Regions from separate parts of the Homo sapiens genome. Here region 1 is linked to region 2. The links are chromatin loops, found by intact Hi-C in ENCODE. Cell type or tissue: lower leg skin. All regions are shown on one strand.

Region 1 (8,000 bases), 72 kb before region 2:
AGTTACTAATGTATCATCTAGTTTATTATTGTTGCCTAGTTCAAAAAAGTTAATAATAAATTGAATATACTGTAAAAGTAAAACTGTCCTATTTAATTCCTGCTTTAAATGACAGAGTTTAAATCTCATCTTATTTCTAAAATACATCAAAGTGGTTATACCTAAAGTACACTTTGATTCCAATAATAACCAGAGCTCATGTACAATAACTGGTCTTTCACTAAAAGAGTGGCTACTCCTTACACTTTAGAACAGTGGTTCTCATCTTAGGCTGCATACTGGAATCACCAATACCTAGGTCCTACTCCCAATATTTTGATTTTAATTGGTCTGTGGTGTAGCTCCCCTGATGATTCCAATGTTTCACTAAGGCCAAGAACCACTGCTTTAAGACTAGAAGTGCAGGTTCATAGTGTTCTGATCTGTAAAAGACATCCACATGATCCTATGCATAAATCATTAGCCCTAATTCTACGCAAGGAGGAACATACTTCACAGTGTTGCATAGGACTCCCACACTCAACACCCCAGGGAGCCAACAACATGTCCTGGACTCTGAAGCCATCTGGAAATAATACTTCTGTGGTACCAGAGTTCACAGTCTATTAATGAACTGAAGCCAAAGTCAATCAAAATGAAAATTTTACACTATTTTACTCATAAGGATTTCTTTTATTCCCTTGAGAAATCATGAGTTAATTAACAATCGGGGAAAAATAAAAACTCACCATGATTTGAGCATGCCCATTAGGAAACGAACTCGAAGAATCTGCATTGATGGGATCCTGACAGTTTCTCAATCGGCATCTAAATGCATCCTGAACCTGTGGGGAGGGGGAACACATTAATTTTCTTCTCTCTTAATAATGACAAGATACTGTCTATCTTGGCAATCAGCTCTGAGGCAGTGGTTATCACTGATTTTACTATCTTATACTGATTTTGTTTACTTCTTTTTAAAAAAACTTATTATTATTACTACTATTATTTTTTGAGATGGAATTTCACTCTTGTTGCCCAGGCTGGAGTGCAATGGTGCGATCCTGCCTCACTGCAACCTCCGCTTCCCAGGTTCAAGTGATTTTCCTGCCTCAGCCTCTCAAGTAGCTGGGATTACAGGCATGCACCACCACGCCCGACTAATATTGTATTTTTAGTAGAGATGGGGTTTCTCCATGTTGGTCAGGCTGGTCTCGAACTTCTGACCTCAGGTGATCTGCCCACCTCGGCCCCTCAAAGTGCTGGGATTACAGGCATGAGCCACCGTGCCCTGCCTTGTTTACTTTTTAATACAAATGCTGGTGTACCTGGACTTTTGCTGTATGCCAAGGAAATTTATTGCTTGCCATAACCTATAGAGGGAAGTGCTGGGAACTCCTTAGCTATCAAAATAGCTATATCTGGCTCAACACTAATAATTCTTGCCAGAAGGCAGATTTATTCCACTGTTGTACGTAATATGTGTGTCTTTTAAGGGAGATTTACTATTTGCTATGGCATTATCTTCATAACAGCTTTAAATATTACGAAAAATGAGATTATTCAATGATCTTTTGACTGAAATTGATTTGGGATGTTTCTTTTTATGTCTCATGTAAGAAATCTTTGAGTAGACTATCTCTTGTCTCCCTTCAAGTACTATGTGCCCTGATTTAAAACAAAACATAATGAAACAAAAGGGAAACAAAACAGCACTACTTCTGGTGGACTGACTTGCCAATAAAGTCACTTTGCAAAGCCAAACTTCCTTAATATCCAAATATCCATTTATAATCAAATTCTGAAGAAAGAACAAACACATCTCACGAAAGTTCTAAGAACATTACATTAATTCTTTTGTTAAAAAACAAGTCAAGGAACATGAATAGCTGAGTAACAAACACAAAAAGCAATTGATAGTTATTCTGTTCTTACAGTGTCTCAGCATCAGCCTGTTCTTTCCACTTCCAGAGGTTCATCAAGCTCCCCACGAGCTGTTGATGGACATCTTTCCAAGTAGCTACTTATTCCAAGTCAATGTCAATGTCATTTCACTACTTTGTTTTTCTAACTTCATATTATTGACTTTCCCTTTCTTGTTTATTACACTCTGTTTTATTGGATTAAAAAACAAATCATAGATGATGTTTTCCCTATTTTACTGATGCATCATTATAGGGACTAATAAGGTTAACATATAGAGATTTTCACTTTTGAGAAGCAGTGATATAAGATCTCTTGTCACCATTTTGATGTGAGATATTCATAATATACCTGTTGGCCAGGAAACAAAACAAAACAAAACAAAACTGAGCCTATTACATTGTTTTTAGCTTCCTCCTTGTCCTCTCACTCATTTCATAGTCATTAGTAGCCTCTCTCCTAAATTGCCACATTGCAGGATTTGGAAACTGACACTAAGTCTAATCACAACCAAAGACTGGCCAACTGGCCCAATAATGAGACCTCTGTCCACTTCTATTTCTCCACCTCCGGTCCTAATCCTACTGATGTGGCCATAATGTCTGTGAAGTAAAGGAATGGGGATAGACTCAGTGTTCTCTGACCTGTCTTCCATTCTATTACTCTAATATTTCTAAATTTAGAATTTCTTTGAAAAAGAATGCATTACCTGATACCAAGCAAGGTAATTTCTTATTTCCTTTTTCAAACACATCAGTTAAGTACAGACGTAGTGAAATCTAGTCTGATCATCTTTTCCTGAAGAACTGAATAAATATTTATAACTAAATAATCTAGCTTTTCCTGGTAAAGGAGACACAACTGGGATAAAATTAGATTTTTCAGATGTGAAGGCTTTCAAGCTCCTCCTTTTTAGATTAAGAAGTTGTTGTATGTTCTAAAGAGAGACATTAGTAATCGAAAATTGGTAATGAGTCTTTGTCAGATCATTACTTTTTCTATTATGCAGACACTTGATTTGGGGAAACCATTAAGAAAGTATATCTGTTTTTAGAAAAAAAATCCTAGAAACCAATGTCAGAAAAATAGGTACATATTAACTTTCTGTTTGCACCTCAAGGCAACTATTAAAGAAAGACATTTTACAAAGGAAGATAAACTGTGTTAGCAATGGTGCCTTCTGGGAGCTTGTCTCATGAAGATTTCTATCAGACATATTTCTAGGTCAGCATATATAAAATGAGAAATATTTTGGCAATACCAAAGATTAATTTGAATGGTCCTTGCTAACCACTCCCAATTTTCAGACCTTCAAAGCATAGTTACCAATATTTTTGGCTGACTATGAAATATGGAAATACAATTTTTGTAGGTTTCTTTTCAAAATCAACTCTTAGTTGCTTGAAGGAGATGTAAAAGAAATCCACGTCTTTTCAGAACACACACACATATAAAATCAATACCTTTCACTACCAAACTCCCAAATGGGACAATAGATTAAGGGCATTTCTACACTGAATGATGATGTCAGCTTCATGAATCATTAAATGCTATTCAGAAGAAATATAAATCAAAAAAGAATAAATATTCTCCAGTAAATTCAAGGTCATTTTAATGGTCATATGTCACAATTTAAGTGCTAGATTCTCTGACACTTTTAGTGCCTCTGATACCTCTAATTTAGAAAGATTTGCATAAGAAATTCTACTTTATTCTAAATGCTCCATTTTATTTATTTTTTTAATCTTAAAAACGTATCTGGGGGCAGGGCGTGGTGGCTCATGCCTGCAATTCCAGCACTTTGGGAGGCAAGGCGGGCGGAACATGAGGTCAGGAGTTCGAGACCAGCCTGGCGAACATGGCAAAACCCCATCTCTACTAAAAAAATACAAAAATTAGCAGGGCGTGGTGGCAGGTGCCTGTAATCCCAGCTACCTGGGGGCTGAGGGAGGAGAATTGCTTGAACTCGGGAGGCGAAGGTTGCAGTGAGCCGAGATTGTGCCATTGTACTCCAGCCTGGGTGACAAGAGCAAGACTATGTCTCAAAAAAAAAAAAAAAGTATCTAGGGAATCTGGATGAATTAGTCTATATTAGTCTTAAATATTTGTCCAACACTGTCAGGAAAGAATGATTAGATTAGATTTCATAGTGCACATTTCTTATCACAGAATAGAATACTTCAGGCAAGATGGTATCTGGAAAACGCATTCACAGCTATTTGAACGTGTTTGGATAATTAATTGAATTTTGTATCTGGTAAACTAAGAGAGACTTGATTTTGGTGAATTGATGTGAATTGTGCTGATGAAGAATAATTGAGTTTTTGTAAAAAGCAAGTCTATGTTTCAAACAAGCAGAAAACGCAAAAAATAAAAAAAATAAAATAAAATAAGACAGATTCTAGATCTTGCTTTCTCAACCAGAATATTAAAATATTCTGTGCCAACAGTCATATTTCTAATGCCTGGCAATAATATTATTCTTTGACTTACCATTTGGAAAATCACTTATTTTAGGTAACAACTAAATTTAAGATTTATTAGATATTAAAATCATTGCATCTTTGAGTTCTTGTGAAATTAACATTAAAAAAATTACTTGATACCAGTAAATGCAATTTTTTTACTAAACCTATAGGAAACAATTTAATATTTAAGATAAATTATGGCACAGTTAAAATCTAGACTTCAAATTTTTTCTTTTTATAATAATCTGTAATAGATCTTTCACCTGAATTGATAGGCAGAGGGTCAAATATCTGCAGGAGTAGCAAGGAACAGATATGTAACTAATATTGGGATATTTAGGAGACTTTAAGGCAATCTAATGGCATGTTGTAAAATGAAAAAAAAAAAGAATGGCGAGAAACATCACACAATAAGGTGAAGAAAAAACAATAAGCTATCAAGGTTGTCTCCTGAAAAGAATCTAACCATGCACTTCCAAAGTTATTTTGACTGGCTCCTGCTGGGGGTTGCTCTAAAAACTCCTGAAAAAGCTATAAATGCTGATGGATTTTTGGATGAGACATGAGTTCAAAGAGGTTTGCAGGGGTGTGTCTCGCTCTTGTCTTCTGAACCAGGAGAGGGATTCACTTTATATCAACAGCAGCAGGCTGAGAGCTTCTGGACTGGTCTTCGCTCTGAAGGCAGCTGGTAGCGCGTCATTGTGGAAGCTGGTGCCAGAGTTAGAGACTGCTAGGGAAGAGCACCGAGCGATGTTTGGCAGTGTTGCAATTCAGACAAACCTCACAGGAAAGAGCTCCACAGTTTGAAACGGGCTCTGTATTTAGCTACTGAGCAAATCAGACCCTGAATCTTCACTTTTAAGAAGACAGTTTTACCTACAGTAATTCTTCTTGATTTCCTATTCAAGAGGATCATTCTAAGCCAGGAAAATAAGTAAAGTTACATTCTTGTAATTATTTGTAATTTTTCCTTCGGGGGAGAAGAGTTTCTTATGTGGCCTTTTATTTTTTGAATCTCATTTCTACCATTGTTTCATATTTTAACAAACAGCTCAGCTTTTCATAATCATTAAATTCTATACAATCTAATTATGAAATGAAAGACTTTTCAATTTCATATGTATTATGATAGTTGATATGACAATTGACATGAATGAATTATGAGTGACTTCACATTATTAATATATTAAATGACTTTGCTGATAGCAAAGTCAATAAACAAAAAGTGAAAATCTGCCATTTACTATACAATGAAAGAAAAAGATGCATTCCAGATGCAAATTTCAGTCCCAATGACTTTCTATTAGAATCCCTTAATATCTAAAGGATCTATCACTTAATCTCTAAAATTGTTATACCTCTTTACCTTCAAATTACTTTTTATATCAGTTTGAGGAGGTCATATAAGCTTCTCTAAATTATATGTCATGTCCATGATCTGAAAAATATGTAGCAGCATTTCTTCAGCATGAGAATAGAAAGGAAGGAAAGGGACATTATGTGTCATACACCAGGATCCCATGCCTTCTCAGGTGATATTTCATTTCAGCCTCATGCCATCCCCTTTGTGGCAGACATTATTTCAGTGTCACAGAAGAGGACCTTGAAGCTTAGAGAGCTTAAGTAACTTGCTCAAGATCATAAAAATAACAAGTAGCAGAGCTGGGAATGGAATCAGGTCACTTGACTTGAAAGCTAGTCTTCATTCCAATGTACCACTCTATTGTCTTACTGAACAAAGCATAAGATAGTTTAAGTGAAGGAATAAACCAAAACAATTATCTCCAACTGGTCAGAAATTGAGTGGCTGTACCATAATTTCCAACCTTTTATGATTTAGATAAAAAATAAGACATGAGTTAATAAGTTTTCAGTTTGAACCTTTATTTAAGACATATTGAACCTCCAGTTATTAGTTTAACAATATTGCAAGGACAATCTAGGAGTGGCAAGGAGAGAAAGGTGAAATTTGTCCATCCACATATCCACATGTCTGTGTCCACCTACTCTTCTTCTTTTTTTTTTTTGGCAGAGTCTTGCTCTGTCATGCAGGCTGGAGTGCAGTGGCACAATCTCAGCTCACTGCAACCTCCACCTCCTGGGTTCAAGTGATTCTCTGCCACAGCCTCATGAGTAGCTGGGACTACAGGCGCCTGCCACCATGCCCGGCTAATTTTTTTTTTTTTTTTTTTTGCATTTTTTAGTAAAGACAGGGTTTCACCATGTTGGCCAGGCTGGTCTTGAACTCCTGATCTCAGGTGATCCACCCGCCTCAGCCTCCCAAAGTGCTGGGATTGCAGGCGTGAGCCACTGTGCCCAGCCTACTCTTCTTGACTAGAGACAGAAGCACCATGCTGCTACCCAGAGTAGGGAACAGCTGGGACGGCAGTGTGAGGATCCTGCAGAAGAGCTGTGGGTAACAGCAAGCAATGGTTTGATGTTAACGGCAGGCATGACAGAGTTTGTCAATTTCTGTTACAAACTCTCTGTCTGAGCTTTTTTACTGATGTCATCTCACCCATCTTATTTCATACTCTTGTTAACCCCTTAAATCTCTGCATGGACTAGGAGAACCATGTGTGAAAATCAAGACTGATGTAAATATTCATAATATAATAGCAATTTTGCTAAGTCAGGAAAGGTTAATCTGGAAGGAGAATTAGAATTTACATTTCCCTGCCTAAGAAGTGGGATGACTTTTGGGTCAAATGAGGTTGGTGAATTCTTGGAAAGGTATATAAGAATATGAGCATATTGTCCTTGCCTGTGTGATGCCCATGCTCTTATTTAAAAGCAGTTTTGTGCGCCTCATTCTCTGTTTTGGTAAAATCCAGGTTTATTTTTATACCTGCAGACATTATCCCATTTCAAGGTACTGCATTCTATTTTTTTTTTCTTTTTAGAGATGAGGCCTCACTCTGTCACCCAGGCTAGAGTGCAGTGGCTCAATCATGGCTCACTGCAGTCTTGACCTCCTGAGCTCAAACAACCCTACTACCTTCTCCTCCTGAATAGCTGGTAATACAGGTGCACACCACCACACCTGGCTAAATGTTTTTTAAATTTTTTTTTGTAGAGATGTGGGTCTCACTGTGTTGCCCAGGCTGGTCTAAAAGTCCAGGCCTCAAGCAATCCTCCCATCTTGGCTCCCAAAAAAAGTGCTAGGATTACAGGCATGAGCCACTGTGCCTGGCCCCACATCCTATTTTATTACAAATGAAACAACAAAAAAATCTGAAATGTGTTTCTTTTTGAACTTTCAATCAGGCTGACAAGGATAAAGCTTTTAGCAACCAACTCCCACCTTGCTTAATTCTTTTATTTATTATTATTATAATTTAAGTTTTGGGATAACTGTGCAGAACGTGCAGGTTTGTTACATAGGTATACATGTGCCATGGTGGTTTGCTGCACCCATCAACCCATCATCTACATTAGGTATTTCTCCTAATGCTATCCCTCCCCTAGGCCCCCACCTCCCGACAGGCCCTGGTGTGTGATGCTCCCCTCCCTGTGTCCATGTGTTCTCATTGTTCAACTCCCACTTATGAATGAGAACGTGCAGTGTTTGGTTTTCAGTCCCTGTGTTAGTTCGCTGAGAATGATGGTTTCCAGCTTCATCCATGTCCC
Region 2 (8,000 bases):
CAATTTGAATACAGATCCCAGCACAAGGAGCCAAAGCAATGTCTAACTCCTCTGGGAAGTCTTGCCTGGTGGAGTGAAGAAGCCCAGTCTTCCCCTATCCAAGAGTGGAAAGGCCTCTACCCAAAAATATGGCAACTGTTAAAAGATCAGCTGGGAGGCAGGAGCTCCCTCTCCAATCCTTGAGAAAAAGGGTGAAGCATGAAATTGTCTGCAGGCCCCAGGTCTGGGCTGCTCTCTGGGGTATCATGGGCATATCAGTCTTACTTCATTTTCATTACAATCTAATCTCTTCCCCAAAGCATTTTCTAATTGTGTCACTACCCTGTTACAAAACAGAAGCAAAAACAAATATCTTTTAATATATCTCCCAGTCCCCTTGGCAATTTCCTAGAGAATAAAATTCCAATTATTTTTCCAGGCTTATCTTCTTTTATTCCACTTCTGACATCCTGAGCTTGGAGCAGCCACTGGACTGCTCACAATCATTCTGTAAATTCTTTGGGTTTTTTCCTTTGCACCTTTGCCTTCTCATTAGTTCACTTCCTCATGGCCCATCTCTTTTATTTTCTATCCATCCTGTCTATGCTAGCTCAAATGTCCTTGATCTATTCTCACACTCCTACTTCTACTCTCATAGAATTTTAACAGAACCTCCTGACTTTCAGGTATCTTATCAAGCTTTGTATGATAACATGACTGTCTTTCTATATTTTAAGCTACTTAAAGGCAGAAATTATTCTATGCTCATTTGTTATAATTCTTACATGGTACCTAGTGATTTACGAGTATTGATTTAATGTGTAATATACTTGTTATGCATGTTCCCACCCCATAGATTCACGTTTTGTTCTAAGAAGCTTATAGTCACCCAATAAATATTGGTTAGCTTAAGCCTCAGTAGTTTCATTATTAATCATTTTACATATTTTCCAACATCACCACCTGTCCTTAATAAAAAAACAAACGAAACAACAAACTCCTTATAACTTTGACATAAGTCCTATAAGTACTTTATGAAACTGAGAATTTTTAAAAATCAAATTCTGAAGAATCATATTACTTAGATGGAGTGACCTAAGTATATTTCAATTCACTTTTGACAAAAGTAATTTAGACTCTCCCGTGCCTTCATTAAATTTGTCTCTCTTTTAAAAAAATATTTTTATGAACTGGTGGCTATACATAGGTTGGGGCATTTTTGTACTGCTTTTTTTATTTGGTGTCTGTTATCCTTTTAGTCTCACAAAGCCCATCTCATCATTTAGTTCTGGGAATAAGCCTCAAGCATCTTATGCCTTTTCAAAACGGTGGGTGGATTTCTATGTAAGCAGCTTTTAAAATCAGACGTTCAAATCCTGATATTCATTTTATTTGCCAAATGATTCTCATTTGGAGACATTGCTCTTGAGAAAACAGAGTGGGATGTGGAAGCAAAACCCCCTGAGAGACTGGGAGGGGAACACCTTTTCATTCTGAGCTCCTGGTACGCATGGCAGCCCTTTGGTGAGAGCACAATGCGAGCCAGACTTTTATCTTTATGAGCCTGCAAGGTAGTCAATTACCTTGAGAGATACCCCAGTGATGCTTTAGTCTTTCCCTTTCCCACTGACATGCCCAAATCAGGATGACAATAAATTCTGAAAAAAGCTAGTTTAGCCTGGACATCAGGGATTTACTTTTCCCTCCAGTGTTATGATATACTGTGCTGAGTTTAATGAATTTTACTTAATTCCTTGTCATAGCTATCTATTATGTAATTTCAATTGGCACCCAACACAGAGTAATGCTTTTGTGTTTTTCTGAAAGAGTGGATTCTCCCCAAAGGAATCCTTCTCCATGGCCTCACTTAACTAATCCCTCCAGAATCTTGGCAGGATGGACTGTGCTCTAATCCAGAGCAGTTTTGCCAGTACCATGTGGGATTCATATTTGAGAGAACTTAGAGCAATGTAGGCTGAGGTGCAGCAGGTGCAGATGGGCTAAAAGCTTAGACCCTCCTGATCCACCAGAGCCAGGCCTCTAGAATTTGCAGAAAGAGGGGCAACTGCTCTGTAATATGGCTCATCTCTGCTATGTTGGGTTTCTATGAGCAGCATTACATTCAGATTGGGTGTCAAATTGTTTAAGGGTCTCTCAGAACACCAAAGGTTTCCCTCCTCCAGCTTCCTACTTAGTCTATTGAATGTTTCCTGGAAAATGAGTAGAAACACTAATGTTCTATGAATCAGTATTTGTGTCTGAAGATAGGCTCAAATTTTCTAATAAATGTGGGCAAGAGCCTGATAGTCTATCCCTGTTGTACCCACTGTGTGGGCAGAGGATGTTTTCACCACTCTTTCAGGACACATTTGACCAGCAGAAAAGCAACCACAAAGAAGACCTGAATCAGAAAACATGCTCCAGTGGAAATGTATGCTCTAAATTACCAAACAAAGTTGTTCTATGGTCTGTGGCTCAATTAAATGCTGTGAGGCTGCCTGAATTGCTTAGTTCTCCAGGTAGTATTGTCCTTTTGACTAAGCTTTCATACTAATTAATTGGCCTGCTGCTGTATTTCAGGAGGGGATTCTGAAAGACTGGTTACTAGGACATTTTAGTTTGATAGAAAGCAGATCCTAATGAGATTCTGTTTCCTGTTACAGCGAATTAGGTATTTTCTTTTTTCTTTTGTATTATGTTCCTTACATATATATATATATTTTTTTGTAGTTACAGAAGCATGTAATTTTGCTTTGCCATTAAAGCCTGCCTGAGGTGTTTACTGTTTAGAGCTACAGGATAGCTTTGTCTTTGAGAACTGGGTTACATATTGTGTGCCAGGCATTGTGCTGAGGTTTTGGAATTAGAAAAATTGATTAAAACCTGTTCCCTACTCCTAAGAAATAAAAGAAAATATTTGGATGGCACTTGCTATGTTTGTATCAGGCTTTCTTCTAAGTGCTTCACATACATTAACTCATTTAATCTTCACAATATTGCCGTGAAGTAGATTTATTATTATCTATTTATTACTATTATTCCCTTTATATGTATAAGTCTAATGGGGCACAGAGAAGTTAAAACACTTGCCCGAGGTCACACAGATAAGAAATGATGGAGCCAGAATTCAAAACTCGGCAGTCTTAGGCTGGTGTCTTTGCTTTCAACCACAATATAATACTGCCTCTCAGGAAGACACAGACTGAAATCAAATATATGTAGGGCAGTGAGACAGGTTCCACAATAGGTTGGGGGTGACAAATGGGACGCAGGTCAGTTCTACCTCGTGAGATGAGGGGATGATTTAAAACTTGATAGCCACAAGTCCCGAGTGCCTTGTGGCTTTGTCCACTGACTTCCACAGGCCATCTGGCCTTGGGCTTCCATTATAATGAGGAATATTCTCCTGCATACAGCAGAATAGAGAGCAAACTTTGAAAACCAGAAACATATATTTTTGCAAGTCTCAGTTTCTTTCCCTTCCTCCTTGCTCTGGCTGTCAGCTCTCTTTTGAGGAATGTAGCTCCTGCCGATGACTAGGGAGCCCAGCCAGAAAACAGGAGCGCAGACGCCTCACAACCGTGGGAGGCCTATGACTGACTACAGCAGCTGAAAGCAGTAGGAGGCTTTTCTCTAATACATTTTTTTTTCTTGTTGGAGGTTTTTGTTAGACAGACAAGATACCAAGAAGGAGTACTGGCTACCTAGTATAAAAAGATGAAATGTGAGGGTAGTTTCAGTTTCATACAAGTGAACAGGTTTTTCCTCGGTCCTCCCAGTATCTCCCTCCTTAATTTCTAGGCTGAGGACAAACCTAGCATCTCTCATTAACGGGCTGGATTCTATAGGCTTAGAAATCAGGCATATCAGGCCAAAAGAGGTCTACATTTTATGTGGATTGGTTAGGCCAACAGGTATTAATCTTGACAATGGTAATGTCAGGATGAAGCATATTTCTCAAAAATTTCAAAAATAGTTATTCTAGAGAGTACAAATATATATATGTATAATTACAGTCTGATAGTGCAGAATCAACTGAAGTAAAATTTTAAATGTAGGCAAGAAAGCATCATTACTTAAGAAATAGCTAGGTAAATACACACACACACACACACACACAGCATTCTTGACTAACAAATTTTCGCCTTTACGATGGTGTGAAAACAATACATGTTGGGTAGAAAATGGAATGCTCCCACCATTCTGGGCAACAAGAGTGAGCTGCAGCTTCCAGTCAGCCACATGATCACAACTGATACTCCGTAGTGCACTGTGTTGCCAGATGATCTTACTCAAGTGTAGACTAATGTAAGTGTTCTTAGCACGTTTAAGGTAGGCTAGGTTAAGCTATGATGTTCAGTAGGTTAAGTGTATTAAATGCATTTTTGACTTAGGATCTTTTCAGCTTACAATGTGTTTATTGGGACATCACCCCATCATAAGTTGAGGAGCATATATATATATATATATATATATATATATATATATATATATATATATACATATGTATTTAATATGCCATATGAGGTGTTGAGGAAGTGAGAAGTGAATTCTTGAAACAGAATTCTTGTTATAGGAATGCAAAGATCAAAACTTTTTTTAAAGCTTTCATTTTCAAGTATTCCATGAATTTTCTTACATGGTTTTAATATCTAAATATGATATTAATGATAGTTTAAATATAGTGATCATGTTCCTCTATGCCAGGTATTGGTTATGTATATTTTGTATTATCTTTAATTCTCAGAATAACCTTCTAAGACAATATTATTACTCCCAATTTACAGAAAACAAAAACAAAAACAAAACTGAGACCAAATCAGAAAGGATAGAAAAGCATAGAGTCAGGAAGTTGAACCTGGAACCCATGGTCTTCACCAGGACACTGCTCTGGTTCTTACAGCAAACAATGAATAAATGTTCACTGATTTTTGCCTGAACATGCTTGTAATGTCTTAAGTCCAAAAGAGTCACAGGTTCAAAAGGGTTAATATAGAATTTGTTGAAATTATGCTTAGGTTAGCTATCAATGCTATTCATAAAAATACACATTGGGCAATATGAAGAGATGAAAATATCATAAACAATGGGGGGGAATAATGTACAAGATAACAGAGGAATACTAATATCTCAATTGTCATATTGAATTAATTCACCCCTAATATACTGCTGTTACGCATCATAAGGAGTTATCAGGGCTCACTGAATTAAGTTATCTTATAATTAACATTTTTTAATGTCTTGATGAAGGGAGGATGAAGTTATGGCAAAGTGTTTCTTGCTTTCTCATGAAAACAACGATCAGAATGTATGAATACTTTTATTGTGTGAAAAGATTAAAACTTTTTTTCCAAGATGCCTTGTTGTATTGAAAATGCTAAAGATCACTAAGTGTATCTCTGTGTGCATAGACACTGGAATCCTATAAGTATGAATTTTGCATCTCAAAGCCCTATTATTTGAAGAAATATTTTCCCTCAAAGGCATGTTCAGAAAGAATCAATAAGAAGAAAAGCACCTTATGTGCAAAGGAGAATATTAGTATAAACAAGTGCAAGTGTTTCCAAGCTCAGAACACTATTCACGGTATAGAGTGCAGTAATGAAATAGCAGTAACAATAATAATAGTTAATATCTTTTAAGTTCTTACCATGTGCCAGATACTTTTCAAAGCATTTCACTTGTAGTATATCATTTAATACTTACAACAAGACTATAAGGTGGGTACTATTATCATTTTACAGATTCTGAAACTAAAGCAAGAGTGACCAAGTAATTTTCCCAAAGTCTGTGGGCAAGTGGTGGAGTCAGGGAACTATACTACTGGGCTTGTGTTCTTAATCGCCATTTCTCTTTTTTCTTAATAATAACAACAATAATGATAATACAAATAATAATTGGAGGTGGGAGAAGCATTAGCTCTATAGAAATCCATAGCAGCAGATCATAACTCTAAAATGCAGCCAATGATGCCACCTGAAAGCTGACATTGTGGCAACTGAGATGACAGCTGCACACCTTCTGAAGTCCTTTGGGAGTGCTGACTCTACAAATCGATGGGATCTCCTTAGGGTGTGCCAACTCCCTGGTGACTTTATGCAATCTGGTGTCCTGTATTTACCAGTGTACCACATTGTGTTTCTGCTGGATACATATGAAATGCAGAGCAGCAGGTCATGCTACCCATGAGAGAAATGGTGTTGACTAGTGTAGAGCCACATTGCAAAAAGTCAATTTTTAAGTGAAGAGATGGAGTAGAGGCTTAAGAAAGACTAGAGTGGGCCAGGCGCCATGGCTCACACCTGTAATCCCAGCACTTTGGGAGGCTGAGGTGGGCAAATCACAAGGTCAGGAGTTCAAGACCAGCCTGACCAACATGTTGAAACTCCGTCTGTACTAAAAATACAAATATTAGCTGGGCATGGTGGCTCGTGCCTGTAATCCCAGCTACTTGGAGGCTGAGGCAGGAGAATCGCTTGAACCCGGGAGGCAGAGGTTGCAGTGAGCTGAGATCACGCCACTGCACTCCAGCATGGTGACAGAGCGAGACTCCATCTAAAAAAAAAAAAAGGAAAAAAAAAAAGAAAGACTATAGTAATGGTTTTGTGTTCTTTTTTAAAAACCATTTTATGGAGGTATGGTTGACAAATAAAAAGCTGTACATATTTAATGTATACAATTTGATGAGTTTGGAGATAAGCATACACTGTGAAACCATCACCACAATCTACACCATAAACATATCCATATCCGTCACCTCAAAAAGTTTCCTCTTACATCTGTACTATAAAGGAGCATGCTCCATAAGGCCAAAAGGTACTCAGAATGGCAAGTGACGAAAGGAGGAAAGGAGAGGTGGGCTAACTTCACACTATCTGCACCCTGTTCGTTTATTCATTCTCAGAAAAGCCCTGAGATCATCCACTGGTGGCTGATGAAGACCTTGGAAAGCCCTTTCCTGAGCCCGGGGGAAAAAAAGGTCAAAATGAGAAGCACTTCACATATTGTAAATGTGTATTTAAAAAAAGAAACAAAAAGTGGAAAACCTTGATGGGAATTTATTTGATCATTTCTTTCTTGCAGGGATTTCCTTCCTCCCCACCTGCCCTGTAGCATTTTTAATTTTAGATTGATTCAGATATGGAATGACTTATATTTGAGAGGTTGTTTATTTGCTTCCTGTTAAAAACTTCTTGGAATGTCTCCTGACCACAGACTGAATTCATAAGATTGCTTATTTTAATTTCTTCTCTATTTGGCCTTTTGCTGATATCTGGATACTAAATGTCATTTGTGGATGTGATTAACATGGTTCAAATTTCCTACTTCCTGATGGTATCCACTCTCTCTTCCTAAGCATAAATGGAGACATTTCACAGAAATACGCTAAATTCCAGATGTTGTAGAATTCCAGGAGAATCCTCTTTGCAATCCAAAGTAATTCATTATTATTCTTTCTATAGTCTTGCTGAATTTTTTACCTTATGAGAAAGCCCAAAGTTTATGCCAAGTTTGAATGAAGTGAAAAGTTTATTATTTAATAACATCCAAAGAACTTAGTAAATGTTTAGTTGCATGGAGATGCAGCAATTAAAGGAAAAGAGGAGAATGGCTAGGCCTAGAGCCACCTTATAGCATGTATGTTTGGACATGGCTTTTTTAAAAAAACAAATATCTGATGGATTCTCCTTTCCTCCAGAAAGAACTGGCCCTTGAAATTCAAGAGAAATTCCATTAGTCTCAAAACACTCAAGAGGCTATCATAAGTAAGTATTTTCACATACTCCCATGTACTGTGAAAATATCTACTAGTCTAATAAAATTTTTAGAATTATACCTAGTACTGGGCATTATTTGATATATAATGTTTTTTTTTTATATTATGTCCTCTATAACAAAAATATATTTAAAAAATGATGCAATAACAGATCATTGAATTTATTTTATAGGAGACTTTTTTGCATGTGTATTATACTGGTGTCTGGATCATATATTATGATTATATAATATGTATTTTTATG

The links. Hi-C counts contacts between places; a loop is a spot of excess contacts. Peaks named below come from ENCODE experiments on the same cell type or tissue, not always from the same donor. Only the 100,000 strongest peaks of a DNase experiment are listed, where the experiment ranks them.
Region 1: a loop joins it to region 2, with 16 times the contacts of the local background. A loop is called at or near these places in 1 of 110 quality-filtered maps.

What each region holds. Positions count from the first base shown.
Region 1 is chr6:69,347,057-69,355,056 of GRCh38, reverse strand. It overlaps ADGRB3 (adhesion G protein-coupled receptor B3), which reads right to left. Exons shown (of 32, transcript NM_001704.3): 27 at 729-824. Among named protein-coding and RNA genes, the nearest start is that of LMBRD1, 450 kb to the left of the region's middle. In lower leg skin, no CTCF peak of the experiment used is centred here; a DNase peak (open chromatin) is centred at 3,713.
Region 2 is chr6:69,275,552-69,283,551 of GRCh38, reverse strand. All of the region lies in intron 20 of ADGRB3 (adhesion G protein-coupled receptor B3), which reads right to left. Among named protein-coding and RNA genes, the nearest start is that of LMBRD1, 520 kb to the left of the region's middle. In lower leg skin, no CTCF peak of the experiment used is centred here; no DNase peak of the experiment used is centred here.